3 separate regions of the Homo sapiens genome follow, and regions 2 and 3 are each linked to region 1. Evidence: chromatin contacts called from ENCODE Hi-C or POLR2A ChIA-PET data. All regions are on one chromosome and are shown on one strand. Each heading gives the region's core, a stretch centred on a gene start or an enhancer-like site at or near the end of the contact. The rest is flanking DNA. Distances are from core to core; before and after follow the strand shown. Region 1 has its middle 78 kb from the start of LINC01271. Region 2 overlaps PELATON (plaque enriched lncRNA in atherosclerotic and inflammatory bowel macrophage regulation). Region 3 holds the start of LINC01271 (long intergenic non-protein coding RNA 1271).

Region 1 (2,643 bases), core at 104-2,603:
GAGCTGAGACGGCGCCATTGCAGTCCAGCCTGGGCCACAAGACTGAGGCTCCATCTCAAAAAAAAAAAAAAGAAAGAAAGAAAAAAGAAAAAAAAATCTGGTTTACTGCTAAATGTTTAATGACACCTTCTCAACAAGGGGGAGCCCTGATTTTTACATGTATCCATTTCGGTGGTGTAAATAGTCCCACCATGGTCCATTTGGAGCTACCAGTGTGACTTACTGAGCATGGCATTGGGAAGAACTTGTTGTACTATTTCCACCGTGGGATATGGCATATGATATGATACAACACAACAGACGTCAATCACTTCAACAACACAGAGAACAGTGAAATGGTGAGAAAGTGGTGATCTGTGAGCAGTTGTTACCTTTGTTTTTGTTGTAACTTATTTAACTGGAAGTTCGTGCAATTTAATTCTTAGCGATGGCTGTGTGTGACAACTAGCTTGCAGAATTCGTGAGCCAGTAGGAGGTGGTGCCAGCAACCCCACTGGTTGAAAGCGACACGAGGGCAAGGATGTTTCCACATTGTTCCCGGCCGTTTCCTGGGGCCTGGAACAGTAGAAGGAGCTCAGGGTAGGTGTTCAGGCCGCATTTGTTGACTATTTTATAGTGCACCTGTTTGCATCAGAGAGCACAAACTGTTTGCCTCAACTTGACTTCATGGGCTGAGTCCAGCCCACAAGCAGGTGTCATTTGGCTCTCAGAATGTTTTGGACATTTTTACAAAATTTATTGCCAACGTTTAAAAGTCAAGGGTTTTGTTTTTTTTTTTTATGAAATCTCACATAAACCTAGATGTGTAGCTTCTCCTGGAAAATCAGAAGCTCTGGACCCGACTCCCTTATGACAACAGAGGCTGGAGCGGAGGGGCGCGCAGCCAGCCCCTTCAGACTGGGCATGGGCTCGCCAGTTTCCGCAGGCCCCACCCCTACCCGCAGTCTCACACCACGCCCACTTCATTCGTTCACGTAACCTGCTGGGCCTGCGGATATTTAAGTTGCAACTGCCATCTTCGCCTCCATCTTAGCACTTGTCACAGTGTGGGCCCGTCACAGTGTCCCTGCCAGACAGTGAGCACCTTGGGGACAGGCTCTGTGAGGGAGCCCCCCGGGGTCCCCACTCCTGGTACATAGTAGGTCCACAGGTTCTGGAACTAGATGAAATGTTTGTTGTCCAGTGAATGCCAGCCCCCACCCAGCTATCCGAATTGGGGCACGCACTAAACTCAAGCCCCGACCGGAATGTGACAAAGAGGTTGGCCGAGGCCAGGGTTTAAAAATACCCCAGGGCTGGTCAGCTGCGAGGTGCTTGGAGGTGTTGAAACAACCAGGCCAACGCTGGCTGGAGGCCAGTGCACCCACTTTGCTCTGTGTGATGTGGGCTAATGGGAGGGGTCACTAGCAGGTCCTGGCGTGCGGGGGTGGGGAGTGGGAGGAGTAGGTGCAGCCCCCTCCCCCACAGCCCTGCTTGGGAAAGGTCAGAGATGTTTATAAACAGCATGGGGTGACATGACATAATTTCACATAAAGGGTTACCAGGCAGGGCATGGACACAGGGCGGCCTCCTCTGATGTTTCCACGCCGCGGTCTCCTGGCATCAAGAAAGCCGGGATGCTGCTAGCACTGTGGTCTCCCCACGGCCTTCAGAACCATGGCCCAGCCCGCTGGAGCCAGGCTTAAAAATAACGCTCCCAGCACAGTCTCCTGGGGGACAGCCAGCATGGGGGCTGGACAGGGAAGGAACAAGCTCTGCTGGAGCGCCCACTGGATGCCAGGCACGTCAGAGGCATGAGCTCATGGAGCTGCACACAGGCCTTGGGAGGGAGGGACTGTCATCCAGATGGGGAAACTGAGGCTCAGGAGTGGTGCCACTGGCTCAGTGTTTCCCAGCAAGTGGCAATGCTGCCATGCCAATCCATGAGACAAGAGTGACAAGAAGGCAGGCTCTGTGTCACGCCGCTGTTCCCGAGTCCCTGGCACAGCGTTTGGCCTTAGCAAGCCTCAGGAGGCAGCTCCCATGGAACTTGTCCAGGATCGAAACCCGCTCTCCCACCACAGCTTGTCTCCGTCAAGGGCAGCCCATCCTTCCAGATGCTCAGGGCGGATACCAGGGCATCATCCTCAACTCCTCTTTTTCTCTCACCCCCACACCTGGTGCTTGCTGCTCCATCCAAACACAGCCGCCCCTCCCTGCCCTGGCCCAGCCCCACCTCTCTCACCTGACCCCTGCAGGAGCCTCCTTCCTGGTCTCCTGCTTCCACCCTCACCCTAACAGTCTTGCCTCCATCAGTGTCCAAGGTAACACACTAGACTCGTATCATCCATCACCTGAATGTATTAGGATGCAACAGTGAATAGAACACACATGTCCCCGTCAGCGTGGAGCTGACATTACGGAATGGGGGAGGAAGGGGGCATCAGCCTTCACAGGTAAATTAAATAGATCATGTTTCCAATGGCAGTGAGTACTAAGGAGAAAAATAAGCCGGGGAAGGAGGAGGGGAACATCAGAGAGGAATAAATCTAAATAGGGAGTGGGGGTGCAGGGCAGGAAAGGTCTCACTGAGCAAATATTTGAGTACGGCTTGAAAGAGATGAGGGATTGGGCAATGGGGATTTCCAGAGGAAGGGCATTCTT
Region 2 (2,643 bases), core at 102-2,601, 120 kb before region 1:
GTGCCTCGTTAGGGGTCCTGCGTGCGAATCGCAGTCCCTGCGTGTCTTGGCTGGAGGTCACCACCCTCTCTGCTCCAGGGCCTGTAATTACCACTTACCCTGGTCAATGGGTCCGAGAGATTACCCTTGTAGGCAGGGCTGTGGCCAGGGTGCTCACCTGGCCCCCAGCAGGTCCCATGGGCACTGTCTGGCCGGGCTTCATGGCTGACATTCCAGGTACATTTCTAGCCCTGGGCTGCCATGGGCAGAGGGTGGGGAGAGGGTCGTGGGCTTCAGGCTGGACAAACCAGTCAGCCTTCCCAGCTGGGCCGCCTGACCACCCACTTCCTGTGGGGCTCCTTGAGGCCTGGAGGGTGGAGGGGGTCTCTGTTCAACCCCCACCCATGCCCTCTTCCCTTCTCTCCCTCGGCAGGTCCTCCCAGCAGCTCCTGCAAACAGACCCCCGACCCAAGCCCTTCCTTCTGCCTCCACTGCCACCACTGCTGCTCATCTCTGCTGGCACAGAAGTCTCTTCCCTGGTCTTCCAGAAATCCCCTCTCCACACTCAGCCAGAGGGAGCTATTAAAACTGTGGGCCAGCCCACATCAGTCCACAGCAAAGTCCTCTCTAAGGGATCTCTGTTGCTTGGAGAATAAACCCTCGGATTCCTTCCTTGGCTCTCGGGGCCTCCTCTCTGACCTCCCTCTGTCTCCTCTCCCAGCCTTCCTCCTCACTCACCCTCCAGCCATGCTGGCTTCCTCCTTGCTCCTGAAACAGCCTGAGGCCCACACTGCCCCGGGCCCTTTGCACTGGCTGTTTCCTCTGCCTGGAACACTTCTCCTAGGCATCCACAGGGCTCCCTCCCACAACTCCTTCGGGTGCCCACATGGGAAGCCATCCCTGACCACCCCCCCGACTTCCTTCTGAGCAAGGTAGGGTCTTTCTACCTAGTCATGAGGGCAGGGATTTTTGTCTGTTGTGTTCTCTGTGTGCCCCCAGTGCCATCCCAGTGCCTGGCAGATGGTAAGTGCTCGACACACATTGGCTGACTGCCTGAATGAACAACTCTATGAGCCGATGGCAGATAAGGACACTGAGGTCCTCTGGGGTAGGTGACCAGCCCAAGGCCACACAGCTGGTCTGAGATTAGGCCAGGAGAGGAGCCCGGGTTGGTCACATCCTGGAGTTGGCGTCTTGGAAACTGCATCAGGAGAATAACAAAGATGAGACGCAGGCTCTAACAAGTGGATACCAGTGACTCTCGCCCCGCCAGCCCCAGCCCTGCAGCCTTGGGCCCTTCCAGGAGTCATGGTCTGCCTGCCTGGGGCATTCCAGGCTTCGACCCAGGTCCTGCACTTTCTATTTTGAGCCTCTTAGTCCTGAGGACTGTGTGTTCCCAGCAGGCGGCGCGGGCCAGAGGCTGAGCCTGGGTGTGGCTGTCACCCTATCTGGGGCCAGAGACCCAGATTCCCGGGCCCTTAACCTGTTGGCTGCTGAGGGCTCTGGCATAAGCCCTGTTCCCTGCTTGATTGTCTCCCCTTCAAGCCCCTGCCCTGGTATCGTATCGGCCCATCTCACCTTGGATTATATCCCTGTTTGGCCCCATTTGAATCCTGGCTCTGCCCCTTTCCAGCAATGTGACCTTGGGCAAGTCACTTCATCTCTCTGGGTCTCAGTTTCTTCATCTGGGAAATGGGGACAATAAGAGTACCTGTCTCTGGCCATGTGTGGTGACTCATGCCTGTAACCCCAGCGCTTTGGGAAGCCGAGGCGAGAGAATTGCTTGAGACCAGGAGTTTGAGATCAGCCCTGGGCAACATAGTGAGACCCCTGTCTCTACAAAATTCTAAAAAAATTAGCCGGGTGTGGTGGTGTGTGCCTGTAGTCCCAGCTATTCTAGAGGCTGAGGCGGGAGGATTGCTTGAGCCCAGGAGTTTGAGGCTGCAGTGAGCTATGATTATGCCCCTGCACATCAGCCTGGGTGATAGATTGAGGCCCCATCTCTAAAAATAACAATACTAATAATAAATAAAAATGAAAATGAGTACCTGTCTTCTGGGGTTGCAGAGGAGATTCAATGTGATGAAATTGATGAGAGTGCCCTGCAGGGAGCCGGAAACTCAGGGAGCATCGATAATGAGTCCCCCACCATCAGCAGCTGGCTTAAATATAAAAACTGTCATGGCCTCTGGAGAAATGACAAGAATTCGAAGGAGCTTCCCTGCACTGGCCACCCTACACCCTACACCCTTACTTCCTCCCCTCAACTTGCCTGGATTTATCGACCCCCACTACCCCACTGGTTGCCTTCTCTCCACCTGGCACATTTCGTATGAATTTGCTTGTTGGTTCTTGCCTATCTCCCCAGTAGAACATTAGCTCCTTCAGGACAGGGACTTTTGTCTACCTTATGCACCTAGTGCAATGCCTGGCACACAGTCGGTGCTTAATAAATGTTTCTTAAAAGAACCAATAAATGAATAGTGACCTCTCCGGGGAGAGGAGCCCTGAGCTCACCTCCTGCCCCCAGCCCAGGGCTCTTAGGTGCTTGTTGGTGTCAGGCCCAGGCCCCCCTCTCATCAAGCAGCCAATAAAACTGCCCTGGTTGGCGTTCTCATTTCACAGATGGAGAGACTGAGCCCAGAGAGGGAGAGTCACCTGTCT
Region 3 (2,643 bases), core at 100-2,599, 78 kb before region 1:
ACAGGGACCCGGCGTGAAATTCCATCAGTTAACACTGTAGGTGAGGCTTTCCAGCTCCCTTTCGTCCTCCCTGTGATGCCAAGGGGAGGGAGAAACTCCACGTGGGGCTTGTGTGTCTTGAACACACATTGGCTTATACCTTGCTCAGGCCTGGAAGGCCCTCTGCTCACTGACGGAATCCTATGCATCCCTGGGAACCCAGCTCAAGCCTCACCTCTACGGGAAGCCCTTCCTGATTACACAGGTGGTCAGGCGGGGTCAGTCCTGCAGCCCTTCAGACCCGGTTGTGAATCCCAGTCTTGCCACTTACTAGTGGGAGGAGTCTCTTAACTTAGACATATTGTTTGACTAAGAGGGCCTCAGTTTCCTTATCTGGAAAATGGGGGCTTATGATAGCTCTTATCTCACTAGGTTGAGCTCCTACATAGAAAGTTTTAGGACAGAACCTGGGGAGATGTAGCTGCCCTTCATTCACACTTCAGTCTGACACTGATCACATCACAGTTGCATTCCTTTTCCTCCTGTCTCCTACACTGTGGGCAAGGGCTCAGCCTTTGTGATCTCTGTATCATGTTGCTGTACAGAACTCACACACAGTAGGCACCCAAGAAGGGCGGGTTGGCTGACGTGCAGAGGAACTCCCAGAATTCCACCTCTTCTCTCACCTCCACGGTCCCCACCCTGGTCCAGACCCTGCATGGCTTACCTGGACTATTGTGGTCTCCTCCTCCCTGGTTTCCTGGCTTCTGTCCTGAATCCTCCACCTCCAATCCATTCCCCACATGCAGCCAGAGAGATCCCGTGAGAATCTAAGTCAGATCTCGTCCCTTCTCTGCCTGGAAACTTCCCACAGCTCTCACCTTGCTTAGAGGAAAAGCCAAAGTCCTTCCCGTGGCTCATCCACTGTGGGACATGCCCCAGGTCCTCTCTGCTCTCTGTTCCTCCTCCCCAAGGCCTCATCCCTACGACAGTCTCCTTGTTGTTGCTCCGACACTCCAGGCTCCACCTCAGAACCTCGCATCTGCCGTTCTGGTTTCCTGGAGCACCCATTACCCCACACGGCCCGCTGCTCACTTCCTCACCTCCTCCAGGCCTCTGCTCAAATAGCACCTGCTAGGGAAGCTTCCCCCTGCTTCCCAGGTTTTGCTGGACTCCAAAGCTCTTTTCTTCCCAGAGGCAAAGCCCTTGGCTGGGGTCCTGGGCCCAGCCCGGTGACTCAGGCGGAGAAGATGCTCCCAGGCCTCCCGCTGGATTTGGGGCCCAGGGTCAGCCATGGGGGTAGGCGGTACCTAGGCTGTACCTGGCGCAGAGGCCTCTGCCTGCCCCTGCCGTGGGAGGCAGCCCTGCCCTGCACACACGGGCTTCCAGGCTGCGGGTGGGAAAGCCCCACATCCTCCTCTGCTTACCTGACTCCAGCTGACTCAGACCCCCAGCCCTGGCCAGAGGGGAGCCGCAGCTGCTCCGCCCCTTGATGGGAAGCAGAGCTGTGGCTGTGAGGGCCTGGCTGGGCCAGACACTGACTCACCTCTCTCTATCCCGCCCCTGCGCTGGGAGCCACGCCTCCCTCTGGCCAGAACCTCTTGGCCTTCTGCTGTGGGAGCTGCCCCAGGCGGAGTCTTCCCGAGGGGTGCCTTCTTCTGCCTCTGGGGGCCTTTCTGTTCCTTCAAGGCCCAGTTTGAGGGCCATCTCCTGCTAGGAAACATCAAATGCCCTCTGGCCAGAAGGGGAAAAGGATATGGGAGAGGTAAAATAATGATAATAATACCAGCAACAGTAATGAAAACAACTGTTATACAAGAATAATAGCAGCTAGCCATGCTCACTGTGTGCCAGGCACTGTGCTAAACACTTCACATTTTAACTCATTCAATCCTCACAATAGTCCTATGAGGTAGGAACTCTCATTTCCCAAGGCACAGAGTGGTCAGTATCCAGCCCAAGGCTACCAGCCAGCCAGTGGGAGGAAGGGATGTGAATCTAGGCAGCTGGACATTGAGTCGCATTCTCACCCCCAGCTCTGAGAACCGAGTGGAGGCCCCCGAGGCTGGAACGCAGGGAGCTGGGAGGGAGGGGAGCCAGGTCCTGGGCTCTGTTCCAGTGCCCGTCCCCACAGTGGGATTTTAAGTCTCCCCAGGCAGAGGCCAGCCCCCTCTCTCCAGGGGAAGAACCTCCCAGAGGGAGGGCCCTGCCGCAGCACAGGCTGGTGCTTGTTCCCTCCATTGGAGTGGAGCTCAGAGCAGAGGGTCTGGGCAGTCTACCAACATTGCCCAGCCCCAAGTGATGCCAGCCCCTGCTCTGGGCAGCCACCAAACAGGAATTCACACAGGTAGGGCAGGGACCATGGCGTGGGCACTTAACCCATTCACCCTGCCAGCCACACTGTGAAGTGGGGACAGTACAAACATCCGTTTTACAGAGGAGGAGACTAAGGCTCAGGGTGGCAGGACTTGCTCAAGGCCACAGAGGCAGAACATGGTAGGAGCGAATTCAAACCCAGGATTGTTCTGATGCCACACGGTCAGAGTCCCTTCTACTGGGTGGTGACACAGCATCTCAGTGAAGAACAGGGCAGGGTGGGAAGGAGACGCAGGAAAAAGCCTGGAGCCTCAGTTCACATCACCCTCTCCCTCTGGCCTTCCACTA

Evidence for each region. Hi-C counts contacts between places; a loop is a spot of excess contacts on that map. ChIA-PET counts read pairs that join two places held with the same protein, here RNA polymerase II (POLR2A). Pooled maps may share reads with other maps.
Region 2: a map of heart left ventricle shows a loop between it and region 1 (8-fold over the local background). The contact joins two enhancer-like sites. A Hi-C loop is called at or near these places in 9 of 168 maps with a recorded cell type or tissue (GM12878, MCF 10A, Right ventricle myocardium inferior and 5 more), 1 of 37 single-sample maps with no recorded cell type and 14 of 50 pooled maps. POLR2A ChIA-PET finds 5 or more read pairs at or near these places in 3 of 52 experiments (HepG2, activated CD8-positive, alpha-beta memory T cell and activated naive CD4-positive, alpha-beta T cell).
Region 3: POLR2A ChIA-PET joins it to region 1 with 35 read pairs in HepG2. The contact joins the promoter of LINC01271 here to the enhancer-like site in region 1. A Hi-C loop is called at or near these places in 13 of 168 maps with a recorded cell type or tissue (CD4-positive, alpha-beta memory T cell, CD8-positive, alpha-beta T cell, aorta and 8 more), 2 of 37 single-sample maps with no recorded cell type and 14 of 50 pooled maps. POLR2A ChIA-PET finds 5 or more read pairs at or near these places in 14 of 52 experiments (H1, HEK293, HepG2 and 8 more).

The regions. Positions count from the first base shown.
Region 1 is chr20:50,397,721-50,400,363 of GRCh38, forward strand. No RefSeq gene overlaps it. Among named protein-coding and RNA genes, the nearest start is that of LINC01271, 78 kb to the left of the region's middle. Within about 2 kb of position 1,354, at least 22 of the 41 ENCODE cell types and tissues checked have a DNase peak (open chromatin) inside an H3K27ac peak, as active enhancers do; they include gastrocnemius medialis, heart left ventricle and heart right ventricle, where a contact is called at or near this core.
Region 2 is chr20:50,277,765-50,280,407 of GRCh38, forward strand. PELATON (plaque enriched lncRNA in atherosclerotic and inflammatory bowel macrophage regulation) reads left to right here. Exons shown (of 4, transcript NR_170992.1): 4 at 413-2,024. Among named protein-coding and RNA genes, the nearest start is that of PELATON, 12 kb to the left of the region's middle. RefSeq lists enhancers at 1-245, 1,248-1,542. Within about 2 kb of position 1,352, at least 21 of the 41 ENCODE cell types and tissues checked have a DNase peak (open chromatin) inside an H3K27ac peak, as active enhancers do; they include gastrocnemius medialis and heart left ventricle, where a contact is called at or near this core.
Region 3 is chr20:50,319,993-50,322,635 of GRCh38, forward strand. It overlaps LINC01271 (long intergenic non-protein coding RNA 1271), which reads right to left and starts at 1,350. Exons shown (of 3, transcript NR_109950.1): 1 at 1,083-1,350. RefSeq lists enhancers at 932-1,516, 1,517-2,102, 2,103-2,643.